Linked DNA regions of Homo sapiens: regions 1 and 3 are each linked to region 2. A link is a loop called in an ENCODE intact Hi-C map of the cell type or tissue named here. Cell type or tissue: HCT116. All regions are shown on one strand. Region 1 overlaps FOXP4 (forkhead box P4). Region 2 has its middle 34 kb from the start of NCR2. Region 3 overlaps FRS3 (fibroblast growth factor receptor substrate 3).

Region 1 (2,500 bases), 230 kb after region 2:
AAACAGGGTTCTCTGTCATTTTCCTGTTTTCTTCCAGAGTCCCAATCCTTTGCCCTAGTTCTTTCACTAGTTTGAAATCCAAGTTCTTGCCAGAGTGTTGGAGCAAGGCAGCTGATTTGCTGCAGGGATGGAGAGGACCACCGCCGCAGGGTTCTTTTACCTGTGCCACCAGCTCTGGAGACATCCACACCCATTCCCAGGTGTCCTTCCAGGCCCATTGTCCACGTCTTCAAGGGGGCTGCCTGGATAGGCGTGTGTGTGTGTAGTGCCCAGGTGTGGTGGTGGCATCCTGAAGCAGTAGGACCATTAGTGTGCGTGCACACCCACGTGGCACACTGTGTGGTGACCATGGTCATCATAGTGGGCTCACGGCGGAAACGGGATCATTCAACCTATACAAAGGGGACCCTGGATAGGCTGCAAGGAAAGAGGCCAAGGGCCAAGCTGCTAAGCCAAAGATGGCCCCTGACACCTCCCCCAGCCCCAGCACACCAGCCTGCACCTCTTATCCCGTGTTAAGTCCTGGTTCCCCACCTGCTGCCCCTCCTCAACACAGAGCCCCTCCCGCCGCCTCAGACCCCTGTGCACATCCCCAGGGCCTCAGCCGTCTCATTGGTCTTTATTTTTTATTTTTTTTAAGATGGAGTTTCGCTCTTATTGCCCAGACTGGAGTGCAGTGATGCTATCTCGGCTCACTGCAACCTTTGCCTCCCAGGTTCAAGTGATTCTCCTGCCTCAGCCTCCCAAGTAGCTGGGATTACAGGCGTGCACCACCACGCCGGGCTAAATTTTTTTGTATTTTTAGTAGAGACGGGGTTTCTCTATGTTGGTCAGGCTGATCTCGAACTCCCGACCTCAGGTGATCCGCCAGCCTCAGCCTCCCAAAGTGCTGGGATTACAGGCGTGAGCCACTGCACCCGGCTCTCACTGGTCTTACGCCACCTTCTGGACACTCCCTCCTTGAGGGCAGAAAGGAGTCCCAGGCCTGTCCCTAGGGACAAGGCCCAGGGAAGAGTGTATTTGGGGAGCAGGGGAGGGGAGGGTGTTGAGAAAGCTGAACTGGAGTCAATCACCCTTCCCACAAATCACCAAACTGCTGGAACTCTCCAGCCAAATGCTGGGAGAAGGACCTGGAGGGTGAGTCTTTGCTGACCTCTCTCTACTCTCAGGCATGTCTTTTGTCCTTTTCGTCCATCTATTTCTGTCTGTCGCTCACTCGCCCCGCTTTCTCTGTCTCACCTTCATCCACTCTGCAGGCCTGCTCCACCACAGCCCTAATCCTCTGGACGCTTGTGTAGGGCCTGGGGTGAATTCCCTGTCCCCCATGGTACCTCGAGAGGGGCTGGGGAGCTCAGCTTGGTCTCAGAGTCTCCCCACCAGATACTGTTTAAAAAAGTAGCACTGATGTGTTTTGTAATCTGCCCCTCCCAGCCCTCCGTGGAGGCTGCCAGGGCCTTGTACGGTAAACCTAGCTGCATGTAATCTGTGGACAATGGCATTCTCTACAATGCAATAAAAACAATTACCCATGATTTTGCTGCGGCCGCTTCCCCTTTCCCCTTCTTCCCCTCCCAGCTGGGACCTACCAGAATGCCCCAGAGAATCCTTAGGTGTTGGCTGCCAGTCTCCCAGCCCCCTTACTCTGCCCCCTTGAAGAAGTAGTCAGTTCTGTGGACCAGCCCCGGGGGCATTCTTCCTATGCCAGACTCTGGAGGGACAAGACTGCACCTAGCTTTATTCTCAGGACCGTCCTTCCCGCGGTCTAACTTCAGTTTCTCCTGCTTCAACTAGAGTCCTCTTTTTATTCCTCTCACAGGGATATAGTGAATGGTCAGTGCATTTGCAGGTGGGGTGATGATCTATTTTGGACACTGGTACAGGAGAGGGTCTTGCAATATAAGAAACAAGAGCTGTTATGAACCACCACCTTCTGGGTGCATTGGGCTTATAGACTCAGTAATTTATTTTCTTCCTGATCTGACATCCTACATGGGGCAGCCCTCCCACAATTATTACCTTATTCGAAGTATGAACCAACATGTCCACCCCACCCCCAACCCCCATCACGCTTTGCCTCAGGAAGCGCTGCATGCTGGGTATGTAGCTTCTCTCCTTTCTACTGTTAACTCACAGCCAGGGAGTAGGCTGTTAACTGCAGCTGGCAGCTTGTCCTGGTCTTAGCATTGCTGAGCCCTGTTGGGGAAGCTATCTTTGGAACCTGGGGAAAAAAAAAAGAGAAATACTCCAAGCCGGACGTTTTAGGGGTGGGATAAGTAGCGCTCTGCGCTCTGCATCCGACAGAAGTCCCCCTTCCCCTTGGCACTCAGCACTTCGCTCCCCCACCATGAACTCGCCACCTTGCCCAAGGCCTTCTTGCCGATGGTCAGCAGAGGGCGCTTTAAACAAAGCAGACCGGCTCCTCTGGACAAACTTGCCTGTTTCCGGGGCACAGAACAACTTCCCTGAGAATGCCAGCCGCCGTACAGCGGAGGGCTCAGTA
Region 2 (2,500 bases):
TCAAGCCACTAATCCTGGCACTTTGGGAGGCTGAGACTGGAGAATTGCTTAAGGCCAGGAATTAGGATTCAAGACCAGCCCAAGCAACATAGCGAGATTCCATCTCTACAGAGATTTTGAAAATTAGCTGGGTATGGTGGTGCACACCTGTAGTCCTACTTAGAAGGATGAGGTGGGACCATCACTTGAACCCAGGAGTTTGAGGCTTCAATGAGCCATGATTGTGTCACTGCACTCCTCTAAATTAATTAATGAAAATGAAACACGAAGGAAAGAGCCCTATGCCAAGCAGAGGTCTCCTGACCTTGGGATTAAAGATGGAGAAGAACTGAGGTCGACTCAGTGTGGTCACCCATTCCATGCTCTTCGTTTGTTCTGTCTGAGTATCTGAGGTCGCAGGAGTGCCCCACTCAGAACAAAGCACCTTGTTCTTCACCTTCAGGGATAAGATTGCTCAAGGAGCCTGAATCCCAGAGAAAGGACAGAGACCTCTAACTCCCCATCCATGCAACATGCATGATAGAGTTTCCCAGCTGTCCCTGAACCGGTCTCAACCTGCAGGCCCATGAACCCATCTGAAATGGGCTCAAATGGAGAATGAGAAAGGACCTTGGAACATTCCCAGAGACTAATTTGGGAGCTCAGTACATCAGCTAAAGGTATTTTCTAGATGATTCTTCAGAGCCAAGGAGAGGGAGAGCTCCTGGCCTAGGATGGAAGCCAATATTTTACTCTTCTCACACTCTGTGCACCAAGAGATGGTGTGAATGTGAGAGAATCACTCTGCAATTTTACTAGCTCTATGTTCTTAATCGAAGTGCATTGCCTCTCTTAGCCCCAATTTCCTTATCTGGATAGTATGGGAAATGACAGTTCTCTCTTCTGGAGTTACTCTATTGATTAAATAAAGTAAGTGAGACGCCGTGCAAAACACCTGGCACCTGCCAGGCAATCCGTAAGCCTTTTCCTGCGCCCCCTGTCGGCGCTGGAAAAGTTCTGTATCTTGTATCAACCCCGGCTGCAGTATCCTTCATAACCACCAGGAGGCGGTGTGGGACCACGGAGCCTGCTTTGCCCACAACTAGACTCACTGGGGGAAAGGAGAGAATTCCTCCGCCTAAGGAGCAGCGGAATTGGAGCGCCAGAATTGGAGCGCCAGAGAGACACCGGATCTTACCTTCTTGCGCTGGAGTTGCCCACGCTGTCTCCATAGCACGAAAAAGAACCAGGGTAGGCATAGCAAAGGCAACAGGTGGGACGGGGAGCCAGGGAGTGGAAACGCCGGAGGTCCTCAGGCTGGGGATCCCGGAGTCCTCGCTCAGATTCCGATTCCGGAGAAGGCCAATTCCGGGACCCTATCCATGTCCCATTCCGGGCACCTTCCTCAAAAGTAGGGGTGGGAGGGGCATAAGCCGGTCAAGTATTTCCCGGGCCTTCCGGAGCAATCTTGCCTAAGCGTTCATATTTAACGCATTGGACTGGGAAACATTTGGAGATCATTGATTAAGAAATACTCAAACCTGGGCCGGGCGCGGTGGCTCACGCCTGTAAATCCCAGCACTTTGGGAGGCCCAGGCGGGCGGATCACCTGAGGTCAGGAGTACAAGACCAGCTTGGACAACATGGTGAAACCCTGTCTCTACTAAAAATACAAAAATCAGCCCACCGTGGTGGTGGGTGCCTGTAGTCCCAGCTACTCGGGAGGCTGAGGCAGGAGAATCGCTTGAACCCGGAAGGCGGAGGTTGCAGGGAGCCGAGATTGTGCCACTGCACTCCAGCCTGGGCGACAGAGCAAGACTCCGTCTCAAAAATAAAAAAATATATATACTCAAACCTGAAACCCATGGATAAATTAAATTCTCTAGTCTTTGTTTATCGTTTTTGAAAACAAAAATTGCATTTTTTGACAGGGTTTTACCATTGCCCAGGCTGAATGCAGTGGCACAATCACAGGTCACTGCAGCCTTGACCTCCTGGGCTCAAGCGATCCTCCCACCTGAGCCTCCTCAGTATAGCTAGGACTACAGATGCGCACCACCATGACTGCTAACCTTTTAGTTTTTGTAAAGATGGGATTTCCTTAGATTGCCCAGGCTGGTGATCCTCCCACCTCGGCCACCCAAAGTGCTGGGTTTACAGGCATGAACCACCACACTTGACCCACATCGTTCTCTTTTTAAAAAAATATTCCAGCCCGGCACGGTGGCTCATGCCTCTAATCCCAGCACTTTGGTAGGCTGAGATGGGAGGATCCCTTGAGGTCAGCAGTTTGAGACCAGCTTGGCCAAGATGGTGAAATCCGTCTCTACTGAAAAAAATTTTTGTTAAAAAAATGCCGGGCCTGGTGGCGGGTGCCTGTAATCCCAACTACTTGGGAAGGCTGAGGCAGGATAATCACTTGAACCCAGGAGGTGGAGGCTGCAGCAAGCCGAGACTGCCCCACTGCACTCCAGCCTGGGAGACAGTGAGACTCCATCTAAAAAAAAAAAAAAAAATCCAC
Region 3 (2,500 bases), 410 kb after region 2:
CTAGGAGCAAGGATGCCTCTGCCTGCTCTGCCTGCTCACCCAGCGCCCCTGCCTCTGCCTCATGAATTCCAAAGGTAAGATGCATGGAGGGAAGTCTCCTCCAGCAAACATGACCTCGGAGGCTCACTATTTTGTTGGCAGCCTCATCAGAGAAGCTTGTTCATTCCACCTCTGCACAGCCATAATCCCAAACTGCACTGAACACAATCCCATGCAGGATTCCTTTTGCACAGCTTAAGTCTGGATCCTAAGAGATAAACTCAGACCATGCCACTTCTTCAGAGAGCTGTGGCTGGCTCTAGCCTTGACCTTATGGAATAACCTACCACCCCTGACCTCTGACTGCAGGGAGAATACATCACACTCTACTGCCCACAGGTGATGGGGATAACACTAACCTCTTGAGGGCTAACCTATACATTAGGAACCCTGGAGTACTGCATAAGCCCCTATCCCAGGGTGGAGCAGGGCCTGGTACTCACCCTGGCCTGTCTGACATCGGCGGCCACTCTCAAAGGAGAAGAGGTTGGAGTCGTAGCCATAGCGCCGCAAGCAGAGATAAGGCCAGCGGACGGCCTCACGCCGATGCAGGTGCAGCACCAGCTCACTCTGCGTCAGCTCCATCACCCCAGAGCCCAGCTCCACCCCCTCATCATCCACATTTGTCACCTGGAGGGGAGAAGACAGAAGGGTCAATGAGTGAGTCCAACAAGTGTTTGCATGGGTCCCTGAGCCACTGGGAGACAATCTGATGCAGGACAAGAGGTGGGGAACCAAAGGTCACATCCGACTATCACAGACTCTACTGAATGCCACATAACTACATGAAGCAGTGCCATGGACCCACGGCAGTTCTCTGGGCAAATCCTACTTCTCTAGTGCTGAGTTTTGTCATATGGACAGTGAGGGAAGAGGTAGGTAGCTGACTTCCAAGGTCGGTTTGTTAGATAACAAATGTTAGACGACCCTAGACAGCCCATGCCTTAGTATCCAAGGGCCAGATGTTAATGGGGAAGGGGTTCAATTGTAAATTCAAAATCTTGAGACTGGGACACCCTGACCTAGGAAAGTCAAGCCCAAGGCAGAACCAATGCACATCTCCTCTACCACCTCCCCAACTGTGTGCCCTTACTGAGGGCTCCCTCTTCTGGTGGGCAGGAGAAACATGTGCTTCAACATGCCCCAGAATGAGGAAGGAGGAGGCTCCCTCTACAGAGAGGTGGGCAGGGGAGAGCACAGGTCGACTTGGGTCTGCCCTCAGCTTCCCACAGCAAACAGCAAACACTGATGTTGTGCTTACTGTGTGCTAAGCACTATTTAATTTATTTATTTATTTATTTTTTGAGATGGCATCTCGCTCTGTCACCCAGGCTGAAGTGCAGCGGTGCAATCTCAGCCCACTGCAACCTCCACCTCCCGGGTTCAAGTGATTCTCCTGCCTCAGCCTCCCAAGTAGCTGGGATTACAGGCGTGTGCCACCATACCTGGCTAATTTTTGTATTTTTAGTAGAGACGGGGTTTCGCCATGTTGGCCAGGCTGGTCTCGAGCTCCTGACCTCAGGTGATCCGCCTGCCTTGGCCTCCAAAAGTGCTGGTATTACAGGTGTGAGCCACCGTGCCTGGCCACTAAGCACTATTTTAAATACTTTACGTATATTAACTCACAAATACAGAATTTTGTTTTCTCTAAAAAAAAAAGGGGGGGGGATATATAAAGTTATAAAAATACACTGACAACAGTTCCAAAAGCACCATTATGGCATTTCTTCATTCTTGGTAGTATCAAGAGCCATGAAAACAGCAGTGGTCTGGGCCTCTTTTCCTCAGGCTACTTGAGAGGGTGTGAGCTCAAGAAGTCTCCATAAGCCCACAACCTCAGCCTGGCATTTGATTTGCTGTTAGAGAAGCTGAGGCAACTCCATTAAATTGTGTCTGAGCCCAAGAGGCCATGTTGGGAACACAGGAGAGGAGAGGGCTCTGGGTACCTTGAACTTGGTGGGGTGGTTGTCTGGAACGCTGTCTCTGTTCAGGCAGCTGCAGCAGCTCCCCATGGTGTCAGAGCAGCCAGCCTGCCCTAGGAAAAACATACAGGATATGCAGGTCACCAACTTCAGCTTCAAAAAACCCTGCTCTGGGGAACTTGGGCAGAAGCACGTCATTGTGATCACCTACTCTGTCCAAGAGACTGTGTGATACAGACCCCCCCTCAAAGACTTCACATTCTCAATCCAGGGCCAGACACACATTGGATAAACGTTAATTCAAGTTACAATGTGTTAAGGATGAATGCCGATGGGGGGCTGGAGAGAGCTTCTCAGAGGTAACATTTGATCTGGACCTTGAGAAGTATGTAGGATTCTGACCCATGTAATGACAAGGAAGGCAGGGACACAGGCAGGAAGAAAAGTAGGGGTCCAGGAGAAGTGATCTGCAGCAGATGGAGGTGGGTGCCAGCCCGAGCCCCTTATTTGGATTCAGCAAAGAAATTGTCACTTGGGGG

The links. Peaks named below come from ENCODE experiments on the same cell type or tissue, not always from the same donor. Only the 100,000 strongest peaks of a DNase experiment are listed, where the experiment ranks them.
Region 1: it touches region 2 in a loop (10-fold over the local background); 98 of 110 quality-filtered maps call a loop at or near these places.
Region 3: a loop joins it to region 2, with 14 times the contacts of the local background. A loop is called at or near these places in 36 of 110 quality-filtered maps.

What each region holds. Positions count from the first base shown.
Region 1 is chr6:41,600,853-41,603,352 of GRCh38, forward strand. It overlaps FOXP4 (forkhead box P4), which reads left to right. Exons shown (of 17, transcript NM_001012426.2): 17 at 1-1,532. Among named protein-coding and RNA genes, the nearest start is that of MIR4641, 3.4 kb to the left of the region's middle. RefSeq lists an enhancer at 2,219-2,500. In HCT116, CTCF peaks have their summits at 967 (motif pointing left) and 2,384 (motif pointing right); DNase peaks (open chromatin) are centred at 959, 2,129 and 2,409; H3K4me3 peaks cover 449 bases.
Region 2 is chr6:41,368,044-41,370,543 of GRCh38, forward strand. No RefSeq gene overlaps it. Among named protein-coding and RNA genes, the nearest start is that of NCR2, 34 kb to the left of the region's middle. RefSeq lists an enhancer at 1,416-1,916. In HCT116, a CTCF peak has its summit at 1,011 (motif pointing right); a DNase peak (open chromatin) is centred at 1,018; H3K4me3 peaks cover 343 bases.
Region 3 is chr6:41,774,937-41,777,436 of GRCh38, forward strand. FRS3 (fibroblast growth factor receptor substrate 3) reads right to left here. Exons shown (of 7, transcript NM_006653.5): 3 at 1,986-2,074; 4 at 483-669. The coding sequence starts at 2,051. Among named protein-coding and RNA genes, the nearest start is that of FRS3, 3.7 kb to the right of the region's middle. In HCT116, a CTCF peak has its summit at 1,149 (motif pointing left); a DNase peak (open chromatin) is centred at 1,145.